Linked DNA regions of Mus musculus: region 1 is linked to region 2. The links are chromatin loops, found by intact Hi-C in ENCODE. Cell type or tissue: left cerebral cortex. All regions are shown on one strand. Each heading gives the region's core, and the rest is flanking DNA. Links, peaks and the distances in the headings are about the cores only.

What was found. A loop is a pair of places that touch in the nucleus more often than their neighbours do. Peaks named below come from ENCODE experiments on the same cell type or tissue, not always from the same donor. Only the 100,000 strongest peaks of a DNase experiment are listed, where the experiment ranks them.
Region 1: it touches region 2 in a loop (2.8-fold over the local background); 2 of 42 quality-filtered maps call a loop at or near these places.

What each region holds. Positions count from the first base shown.
Region 1 is chr3:32,706,708-32,712,333 of GRCm38, reverse strand. It overlaps Actl6a (actin-like 6A), which reads right to left and starts at 3,788. Exons shown (of 14, transcript NM_019673.2): 1 at 3,454-3,788; 2 at 390-466; 3 at 59-233. The coding sequence starts at 3,478. In left cerebral cortex, for the core only: a CTCF peak has its summit at 3,889; DNase peaks (open chromatin) are centred at 3,191, 3,411 and 3,789; H3K4me3 peaks cover 1,879 bases; H3K27ac peaks cover 814 bases.
Region 2 is chr3:32,457,089-32,462,088 of GRCm38, reverse strand. It overlaps Pik3ca (phosphatidylinositol-4,5-bisphosphate 3-kinase catalytic subunit alpha), which reads right to left. Exons shown (of 21, transcript NM_008839.3): 18 at 2,057-2,227; 19 at 492-609; 20 at 241-392. Among named protein-coding and RNA genes, the nearest start is that of Kcnmb3, 32 kb to the left of the region's middle. In left cerebral cortex, for the core only: a CTCF peak has its summit at 2,123 (motif pointing left); a DNase peak (open chromatin) is centred at 2,107.

The DNA of each region.
Region 1 (5,626 bases), core at 295-5,294, 250 kb before region 2:
CAAACAAACAAACACTTGTTCATCTTGCAAGACATTGCGGTTTACAGCTAATTCATACCCATGCCATTCTTGAGTGGTGAGATGGCCTCCATGTTCTCCCTGGGCACGCGGAGGGCATTGGTGTCTATGTAGTAGGTGGGCCCGCCCTGCTTGCCTTTGTCACCATCAATCTCCATCATTGTACTTCCGTCATCTCTCTCCAGCACCACACCGATAGCCGTGGGGAAATCAACCTGGGACGTTAAAATATGGCGGGAAGGATCAGCTGCTCTCGGGAGGGGCTGTTTCCAGTGTCTACCTTCAGTTTTGCTTTGAGGTTCTGCTTGAATTTAATTTTGCACAGATGACTCTTGCCTACCCAAGTAATTCATTCATATCATTGTTCTTACCTTAGGGCAGTCCTCGCCAGCATAGCCAGCCCTCACTGTGTACGATCCAATGTCAAAAACAAGAGCGCCAACTTCATCTGAAGAGATTAAAAGAGAATTACTGAAGAGATTAAAAATAGAATTGCATATGCCTTTAATCCCAATAAGGGAGGCAGAGGCAGACAGATCTCTGAGTTCTAGGCCAAACTGGTCTACATAGCTAATTCTGGGACAGCCAGAACTACACAGAGAAACTCTTGTCTCAACAAAGAAAAGGACATATTTTATGTATATAAAATGAAAATTTAAAACTTTGTAAAAATCCATTACATTCACACATGATTAGCTAGAATCTAGTGTTTACCATTGTTGTTTCAAGACAGGGTGTCTCTGTGATCTTACGTGTCACAGAACTCACAAAGATCCTGTCTCTGACTCTCAAGTGGATTAAAACTATGCACCACCATGTCTGGCATGAACCTAGTATTAAATGCACCTTCAAGATGTATTTAATTAAAATATGGCAAGTCATACTGTTTTATCAATGGAGGTTTAATCAGGAAAGCCATGGTACACTGACAGCAGGTAGTAGTTTCCTTACTAAAGGAACTAATTATAAACTTCTATAGTCCAGGTACAGAAGGATGAACAAAGGACTGCCCTCATAATCCTTAAACTGAGGAAACAAGAAGAAACTGTTCCCAGAACCTAGAAGGTTTCTGCTGAGAGCTGTGGTAACAGCTGAATGATGCAGAGCTAAGCTGCCTATTCAGGGAGGGAGGGCCAAGCTCAGATTGCAATCCCAGGAAGACTCTATAATGCAGCATCCAAATTGGGGCATTTTAACTTGGGTGGGGAACACCAGCTTTTAACGATTATACTAAAACAAAAAGCACAGGCAAAAAGTATAGTTACCCTACCATCACCAAATCAAAGTTCAAAGCTGAAACCAGAGGCTGAGAAAGCCCAGAGGCCATCTCTACAGGCACAAGATGTGTATAAATGACAGCAAGGGAATCTGGTGGCACAAAACAAATCAAACAAACAAACAAAGGAAAGAAAAATAAAAACCACCGAATACATCCTAGTACAATTTCATCAATTATGGGGAATTATGTTTTGTTTCATGAAATGAAGAAACACAGCAAAATATGAAAACTGCACAGCATGGAAATTAGAGTGTAATTTATACAGGCCAAGTAAAAAGCATTTAATGAACGTATCATTTAAGTTACACATTCCAGACTTTAGGAGACAGTTTAGTGGTAAGAAAAAAGCTGGCAATCTTTTTCAGTCTAATTTAGAGAAAAGCCTCCATGTATATTTTCCAAATACTTCACCCCAAACAGCAGGCCTCCTAGGATAATGCACTTGGGTTTCTCAGTACTGGTTTTTCAATGGGGTCCCCCTCAAAATTTAAAACACTAATCCTACTTACCTACATTACTCAAATGCTAAGGCCTTAAAAGTTCTTCTGTTTCTCTAGTTAAAGCCAATCTATGCCCAATCTACCCAGTTTGGTGCTAGTTACAAAGAGGCACCCAAAGAGAATCACAGAGCTATTTAGTTTAGACATACCCAGTTTGGAGAAATTCCTAGTTTAAAAGGAGATGCATATGCAACTGTTTGAATGAAAATGTCTCCTATAGACGCTGATATTTAAACATCTGGGCCCCAGTTGGTGGTGCTGTTTATGGAGGTTTAGAAGATGTGGGCCTTGATGTAGGAAGCTGTCACTGGGGGACAGGCTTTGAGTTTAAAGCCCCCACTATTTCCAGCTGCTTCATGCTTGAGGTTGGACACGTGAGCCCAGATTCCTGCCCCACCATCATGCCTGCTGTTAGCTGCCATACCTCTCTCAAACTGGACTCTTACCTCTCTGGAATCATAAGCTAAAGTAAACTCTTTCTTCTAGAAGCTGATTTTGTTTTTTTGTTTCTTGGTTTTTTTTTTTTTTTTAATCACAGCAACTGAAAAATGACTAATACACTATGTGAGATGGGTAATTTACTAACTTCTCTGCTACAGTTTAATCCGAAAAATGTATTTAATACTTACCTCATAGGATAGGATGACTAAATGCCTTGAATGTTTTAATGTATAAAGCACTTACAGTGCTGACAAACAATAAGCCGATAAATATTAGCTAACGGTAATTATTACTGTCACACTTCTTGCCAGGGAAAAGACTACCGTTCCTAGAGAAACTACTATAGTTTATTCTCAGAAAACCCTACACAGCAGTTAAAATGAGTGGGCACAGATCTACTGACTCAATGCAGATATAGATTTGTTAGTGTGAGGATACTATTTAACTCTTGATGGGTGCGTGTTACCTGTACACGGCAGAGAAAGGAATACCCCTGCCTCATCCCAGAAGCAATTTGCTCCCAATTTACAACGAGTCTTTAAACTTTGAGCTGGTTGTTTAACTCTTGCCAATATTTTTTTCTTCGTTAACGTGAGGGATGGCAGCACCATCTCCTGTCAACATCCCCCCTAGAGGAGAGTCTCTAACTAGGTAACTACTCTTAAACAAAACAGTACTTAGAAGCCTTGTTTTCGTTATCGCCGATCTAGAAAAGGCTCCCGCCCAGCCGGACAGGAGAACTGCAGCCTGTACCTCAGGGATCCGCTCATCTGGGGACCGAGCACGCCTGGAACGATGTCCAGGCTGTAGTGGCTGCTGAAGGACCCAGAGCAGCAGCCGCAACACCGGGCGCCACTCGCACCCAGTGCCAACCCCGGGGGCCCGGAACCTCCGCGAGCTGCCCGGGACCAACGCGCGGCGGAACCGGTACAGTGAGGGACCCGGCGTGCCAGGGACTGCCATCAGAGCCCAGCCGGTAAGACGCGCCAAGGCCCTTCCTTGAGGCCATCTCGGAGCAGCGACGGGACAAGCCGGAAACCTATTGCGCGCCGGCCCGGGTCCGAAGAGAAGGAGAGGCCGTGGCCCATACGGGGACCGGAAGCACCGTCCAAAGACCGGAAGGGCCCGCCGAGGACCGGAGGGAAACGGAAGCGACTAGGGACCAGGCCGGTCGTTCCGGTCCGCACGCCCCGAGGCGCCGCTGCGCTCACTCACCTCCGCCGTACACGCCGCCGCTCATGGCTACTGTCTGGCGGGGACTGGCCGAAGACTACCGGACGAAAGATAACAGCGGCGTGACTCCTCTCCCTGAGAACGCCGGCCCCGCAAGCCTGCAACTTCCAACGCCGCCCCCTCCGGCAACAAAGCAGCGGCCGCACGCCCGCTGCACAGCCACTCTTGCTGGTTTCTCGTATCAACCAATGACAAAGGGTCCGGCTTAGTCATTAGCCAATCAGAGTGTGGCGCTGCTGCATCCCCGCGCGGTTTAGCCGTCTTAGCCAATGGAAGGCATCCGTAGGGGCAGGGAGAGGGAGAAGCGACAGAAGAAGGGAAGGTGTTGGGGTACGGGCAGGAGGGGGCGGAGCTTCGCGGGCGGGTGAGGTGGGTGGAGCTTCGCGAGCGGCCGGTAGGGTGGACCGAGCTTCCAGGAGCAAGGCGGGGGGAGTGGGTGGAGCTGTGCTTCGCGCGCGAATAGAGTAGGAGGAGTCTTAGGTGGGCGGGCGAGTGGGAGGGGCTTGGTGCAGGAGTGGGCCGGGTTTCGAGAGTGAGTTAATTAGGTACTGGGAATTAAGAGGCTTGCCTCAGGCCATCAACCGCTCTGGTTCTAAAGGATGGCTGCTCCCCAGGAGCCAAAGGAACTTGAGTGCAAGGAATCTGGAACTTGAGTTAGTTACCTGGGAGAGATCCCTGGCCTTTGATTGTGATGAATTCGGAATTTTTTTTTTTTTAAGCAGAAATACTTCAACTAACATTTATACTTGAAAAAGAAATGTGCACTTCACTTTGAATTAATCAGCAAATCAGATATAATAATAGGATCCATCATTTTAAACAATGGCTATTTATATTAAAAGACAGTACATTTTTCCAGCTAGATTTAGATAGCATTTAAAAATCATGACTTCAGTTTCTTTCATTTCTGTGAAAATCATTCACCAAGCAAGTGGAGCACTATTCAAGGAAGCACCCATTTGTAAATACCTCCCCAATCCGTGTCTACTGTTCTTAGTCTACATCTCTATCAGTGTCGCCCAGAACACTGTCTTTTCTTACCCCAAATTACTGCAACAATTTGTCCCTCTGCTTCTCTAGGCCTTAGATAGCCTGATCTATATAACCAAAGGCCCAAACCAGTCCTGCCATTCCAAAGCTCAAGTGTAATGTAGCTCTGTACCTGGTAGCAGTGCTTAAATTGAAGTGTCTAGGGTCTAGCTACATAGTGGCTACTTGTAACCTTAGGTGGGTTGAATAAACTCTCATCCATTTCCCTGCCATTAAGGTGGCAGGAATTGACCTGTCTGTCATAGGTTCAGGAATAACGCTAGTAAGAAAATGCTCTCCCGTTCACTTGACACTGTGTGCTGTGAGCTGACAGTGATGGTTTGGATTTGGGTTTTTTGAGAGAAAGTCTCACTGTGTAGGCCAGGCTAGTCTCCAAGTTGTAATCCTCCTGCCTCTGCCTCCTTGTACTGGAATTATAGGCACATGCCACCGTGTGTGTATTACTACATTTTAAATGATTCAAAAACAGTTTTAAGAATACTATGATACTCCCATGTCAGAAACCTTGTGCTGTGTTTTACTGGAGCATAGCCAAGCTTATTCACAGCTGTGCCTGAGGTGATGTGTCTGGTTAAGATGTAGAGCACATTACTGCCAAGTGACCTGTGGGAGGGGTTGCTTACTTCTCAATGTATGCAACACCTAACACAGCCTGCCTCAGTGCTGTGTACTGTGGTCCCCATGATCAGTGCTCACTGCCGATCAGCACCCCAAAACAATTCTATTTCCAGTCATGTTTTCATGTTTGACTAAATAAAACTGATAGGTTATTATGGACTGTGGTTCCAAGCCAGGCATTGTGGCACACAGTTTTAATCCCAGAATTCAAGAGGCAGAGGCAGGTGGATTTCTGTGAGTTTGAAATTAGCCTGGTCTACATAGTGAGTTCCAGGCCAGTAAGGGATGCATACTGGCTACATAGCAAGACCCTGCCTCAAATAGATATATACATGATAAATGTATAAGTACTATGGTTCCAATAATGAAAAATTGGAGAGATATTATTTTACTTTATAATATATAGTAGTACAGTTAAACCACTATCATTTAAATATCTAGCAATTCATTTACAAGTTTGATGGATTTACAGATTGATATCCTTTAC
Region 2 (5,000 bases), core at 1-5,000:
ATAATTAGGGTGTTTAAAGGTTACTTCTTTTGTAGGTTGCACTTAGCTCAATGAAAGAAGTCATCTCCACGTGCCCCAACCCCGACATCGGACAGAAGAGACAATAAAGACCGCATCCCTGCCCCACATGCAGGCAGCAGCCCTGCAGTGCACAGTGGTCACGCACACACGGTCTTGGAGCAGTGCACAGTGGGCACGCACGCACGCATGCACGCACACACGCACGGCCTTGGAGCTTACCTCTCAAACTCTCTGGTCTTGGTGTACTCTTGTGCTCCCTTACTAATCACAATCAAGAAATCCTGTGTCAACACAAATGGCACACGTTCCCGCTTATAGCCAAATTTTTTCTTCTTGTGATCCAAAAAGTGCCCAAAATCTATATGAAACAGCTTTCAAAATAAGAAATTACATTTTAGTTCAACATGCAGACATAAAAGATCTTGAGTTAATATATCTGAAGACCCAGAAGGCACTTTAAACGCCACTACCTGTCCGTCATCTTTCACCATGATGTTGCTGTTGTGCCGGTCTCCAATTCCCAAGATAAAGGTTGCCACGCAGTACCCAGCGCAGGACCGAGTGAACAGGTCAATGGCTGCATCATATCTACAGCAAGGAAATACACACCTCATATGTGCTATGGAAACGGAGTGGCTGCGGCCAAACTGGGGAAATACGGCTGACATTTCTCATTAATATCAGGAAAAAAAGTATGTCTGAAGAGCCGAGAAGTTCGGAGACTCTTAGTCTCAAAGGACTTTTCAGATGTTCCTTGGAATCTAAGCGTAATTCTTATCAGAATAAAAGAAACATCCATCATGGTCTCTTTCTCCATGGGATATGTAGCTGCAGTGTGTGAAGGCCAGGAGTTAGCACTCGCTGTCTTCTAGCATTCTCTTATTCCTTTAAGGATTTGTTTTTACTTATGTGTTTTTTTTGTGTGTGAATGGAAACACACCTGTGGAGGCCCAAGAGCGTGTGTGGCCCCATGGAGCTAGAGACAGGCAGTTAAAACTCTCAGATATGGTGCCAGGAAGCAAATCTAAGTCCTCTGGAAGAACAGCAAGTGTTTTTAACAACTAAGCCAATTCCTCAGCATCTCACTGTGTAATTTTTGAGACAAGGTCTCTCACTGACCTGGGGCTCACCACTGACTGTACTGTGGGCAAGCCAGCCCCTAAGATGGAACTGTTCAGGCTCCTTGCTTTGAGCATACACCATGAGGCTTTTAAGGGTGTCAGAGATTGAGCTTTGGTCTTCACATGTGTGCAGTAGTACTTCCATCAGCCAAATTATCTGTATAGCTCTATAGTCCCCAGTGTTTCTTACAATACATCCCAGGCAACCTGAAACTCACAGAAACCCTCCTGGGTTAGCCACTTGAGTGCTGGAATAAGCCAAATACCCAGGAGAAAATGATTAAAAAAAAATATAAAGATAAGGTCTCACTACATATAGCCCCTGCTAGCCTGGAAACCACTATGTATACTAGGCTGGCTTCAAACTCAAGAAACATCTGCCTGCCTCTGCCTCTGTTTTTCTATGTAGCTTAGGCTGGTCTGGAACTGAAAACCCACTTGCTAAGTAATGGGATTAAAGGCATATGCCACCACTGATAGCTTTGAAAATTAATTTCTAAAATATCATTTTGAAAAACAAACTAGGAGTAAAGATTCGAATGTATAATGTTACTTTAGAAAGAGATTTCTTTTTCCTTCTAATGATATAGCTATGTATGGGCATGTGCGGCTGAGTACAGGCACTGTGAGGCCAGAACAGGGCATCAGGTTCCCGGGAGCTAAAGGTACAGGTGATTGTGAGGGACCCGCGCAGGGACTGGGAACCGAGTCGGGTTTTTCTAACTGGTACACATGTTCATTTTGTTTATAAGAATTAAAAGAAAGAGAATAAGAGACACAAGGTGATTGATCAGGGTCCACCAAAGCAATTCTTGTTCACTCACAATAACCTCCAATGTTTCAAAGTTCAGTCTATTTCTCTTGAGCTCAGTGGTGAACCACTAGCATCCCCAGGAGCACGGGAGCAAACTCACATCTCGCCCTTGTTCTTGTCCTTGAGCCATTGATGCAGTGTGTGGCTGTTGAACTGCAGCGCCCCCTTCAGGCCTCCTTTGCACTGGATTTGCATGATGGTGTGAGAGTTTCTCACCACCTCGATGAGACCCACACAGTCCCCAATGGATAGACAGCCATAAGGTAGCATGCTGGAAATTGACAAAGGCAGAATCTTAAAACAGCAAATACTTTTAATTAAAATAAAAATATAATCACACCATCCTCCTACTGTCCCCTTTAGTCATTTGCATGCACATTCTGTTGCTCGATCTCAAACTCACAGACCTTTACTTCCTTGTTGGTACTTACGCACCGTCTTCCTGAATATGTTTAATACAGTCCATATAATATAATGTTACTTGTATACATGTTTTCAGGGCAGACCACTTGGGATTGGACAATCTAGGGGCTCTTCCATCTGGGGACATTGTCTCCCACTTTCAGCATTTCTTAGTTGCCTGCAGTCTCTGTCTAGGGTTGTGGCCTCAGGTGATTCCCTCTACCTCATTAGCATGCCTACTGCTGTCATCGTTGTTCATGTCTTGTAAATCTGAAAATATATATATATGCTTCCTGCCTTGATGATAACAGACTGGACCTCTGAACCTGTAAGCCTGACCTAATTAAATGTTGTTCTTATAAGAGTTGCCTTGATCATGGTGTCTCTTCTCAGCATCTCAGAATCTCTACATTCAATTAGTTAAGTTTATCACACAAATGACCTTTGTCTTAACATACTCTTTACTTTTTTATACTGACAAAACTATTCCTAAAAATGAGCCCATCTAAAATCAAATCATGGTCTGTTAAGGTGCCATTTTGTACGGAACAAAACCATCTGTATTAAATAAAGCTCTGACGGGGACTGGATAGACAGATGGTTAAAAGCGTTGCCTGCTCTTCCAGATGACCCAGGTTTGGTTCCCAGCACCCATATGGTAGCTCACAGTCTTCTGTAATCCAATTCTTGGGGATCTTTCTGCCTTGTGGTGGTTAGAATATGTTTGGGCCAGGGACTGGCACTATTAGGAGGTGTGGCCTCGTTAGAGGAATGTGTCACTTCGGGGTGGGCTCTGAGACTCTTCTCCTAGTTGCCTAGAAGCCAAGTCTTCTCCTGTTTGCCTTTGGAACAAGATGTAGAACTCTCAGCTACCATGTCTGTCTGGATGCTGCCATGCTTCCTGCCTTGATGATAACAGACTGGACCTCTGAACCTGTAAGCCTGACCTAATTAAATGTTGTTCTTATAAGAGTTGCCTTGATCATGGTGTCTCTTCTCAGCAGTGGGAACCCTAACTAAGACAGACCTCCATTGGCACCAGGCATGCATGTGGTAGGTATTCATACATACATGCAGCAAATACTCATATACATAAAACAGAATAAAAAGTTAAAACCCCCCCAAAACAAAAAAAGTGAGAAGACTGACTTCCACATTCTTTCAAAACGTGTTTTTGTCTGGGTCTGCTGACCAACTGTATTTTAAAAAGTGATTAATTCACTCATCGATTATTTTTTGTCTATGCATGCGCCCGTTTACATGAGTTTACATGCTGCCACTTGGGTGCTGGAAGCCAACTCTGGGTCCTCCGCAAGAGCATCCCGTAGTTAAGCACTGGTGCACATGAGCAGGTCGATGTGGATGGTTGTTTTATTTTTCTAAGATGTTTCTATCTCAGCTTCCCTAGTGCATGGCTCACAGGTATATGATATCATACTTCGTTTAAACGAAGTACATGAAGAAGCATGTATACACAGGTAGCCAGGAAAAGGAAGGATTATGTGATGGTTTTCCTTGATACTATTCTATAGTCTAATAAGATATTTGAGTTGCAATGTGAACTATAAAACTGTATCAATAAACTTGATGGCTACATCTAAATTGACGTGTGTTGTAGGTTTTAACATTAAGGACATTATGGGTCCCTATACTACTCATTTAGAAGATAGTCTGCCTTGTGAGTTTTATAAATTTTCTAAACTTACTTTTTATTATGACATAATAAAAGATAAAATATATATTTTTTTGATTTGGTCTTGATATGCAGCCCTGGCTAGCCTGGTAACCACCTTCACCTCCTGACCAGAATCCTCCTGCCTCCGTCTCAGGTATGGGATTACAGATGTGCACATCATGCCTGGCCACAAGTATAGATGCTAGCACCAATCGCATTTAGAAAGTTCAAGCTGGACTATAGTTTGGGGAATAGTGTTTTCACAATTCTAATATTCCCTCAGAAATTCAAATTTTATTACTGGCAACAAAACTGCCATAGCTGTTTTCCTTTAAACGACACACGAAGGAGGTTTACTTTCAAAGAAAACACCTGTCAAATAGCCTAACTGAATTATGGCTTGACCGTTAGATGTTAAATTTTGGTATTTTTGGAACAGGAGTTTGCTATATCTGGGATGGCCCTGGACTTTTTAAGATAGTCCAGGTTGGCCTGAACTCTGGATTTGTCTGCCTTAGTATTCTGACTTCAGGGCTTATAGGCAAAGTATCTACACTTGATTTATCAGTTTGTTTTTAAAGTAAAAATGGTATTCCGTGAAAAAGCACCTAGTTCTACAACTTACATCCATAAATGCTCTTCTGTGATATCTGTATTTGTGGATATGGATGAAGCGGTTCTGGGTACTTTTATCTTGTACTGAATATTGAAGAGACACACAGTGTGCGCAGTCAAGGTGGGGCCACGTCCCTGACAGGCGCACAGCTCTGGATCACTCTTCTTCTGTGGTCAACACAGCTGAAAGGAGTTAGAGATCTGAGGAGAGCTCTGACGTCAGACATGGAGTGCGGAGTATGGAGTTTGCTCTGTTGGATTTCAGTCTTGCTTTGGTCTTGTTTCTCCTCACTGTGCTCTTTCCTTCCTTCTAGAATGATGATGTATACTCTGTACTACAGTATGTTGGAGC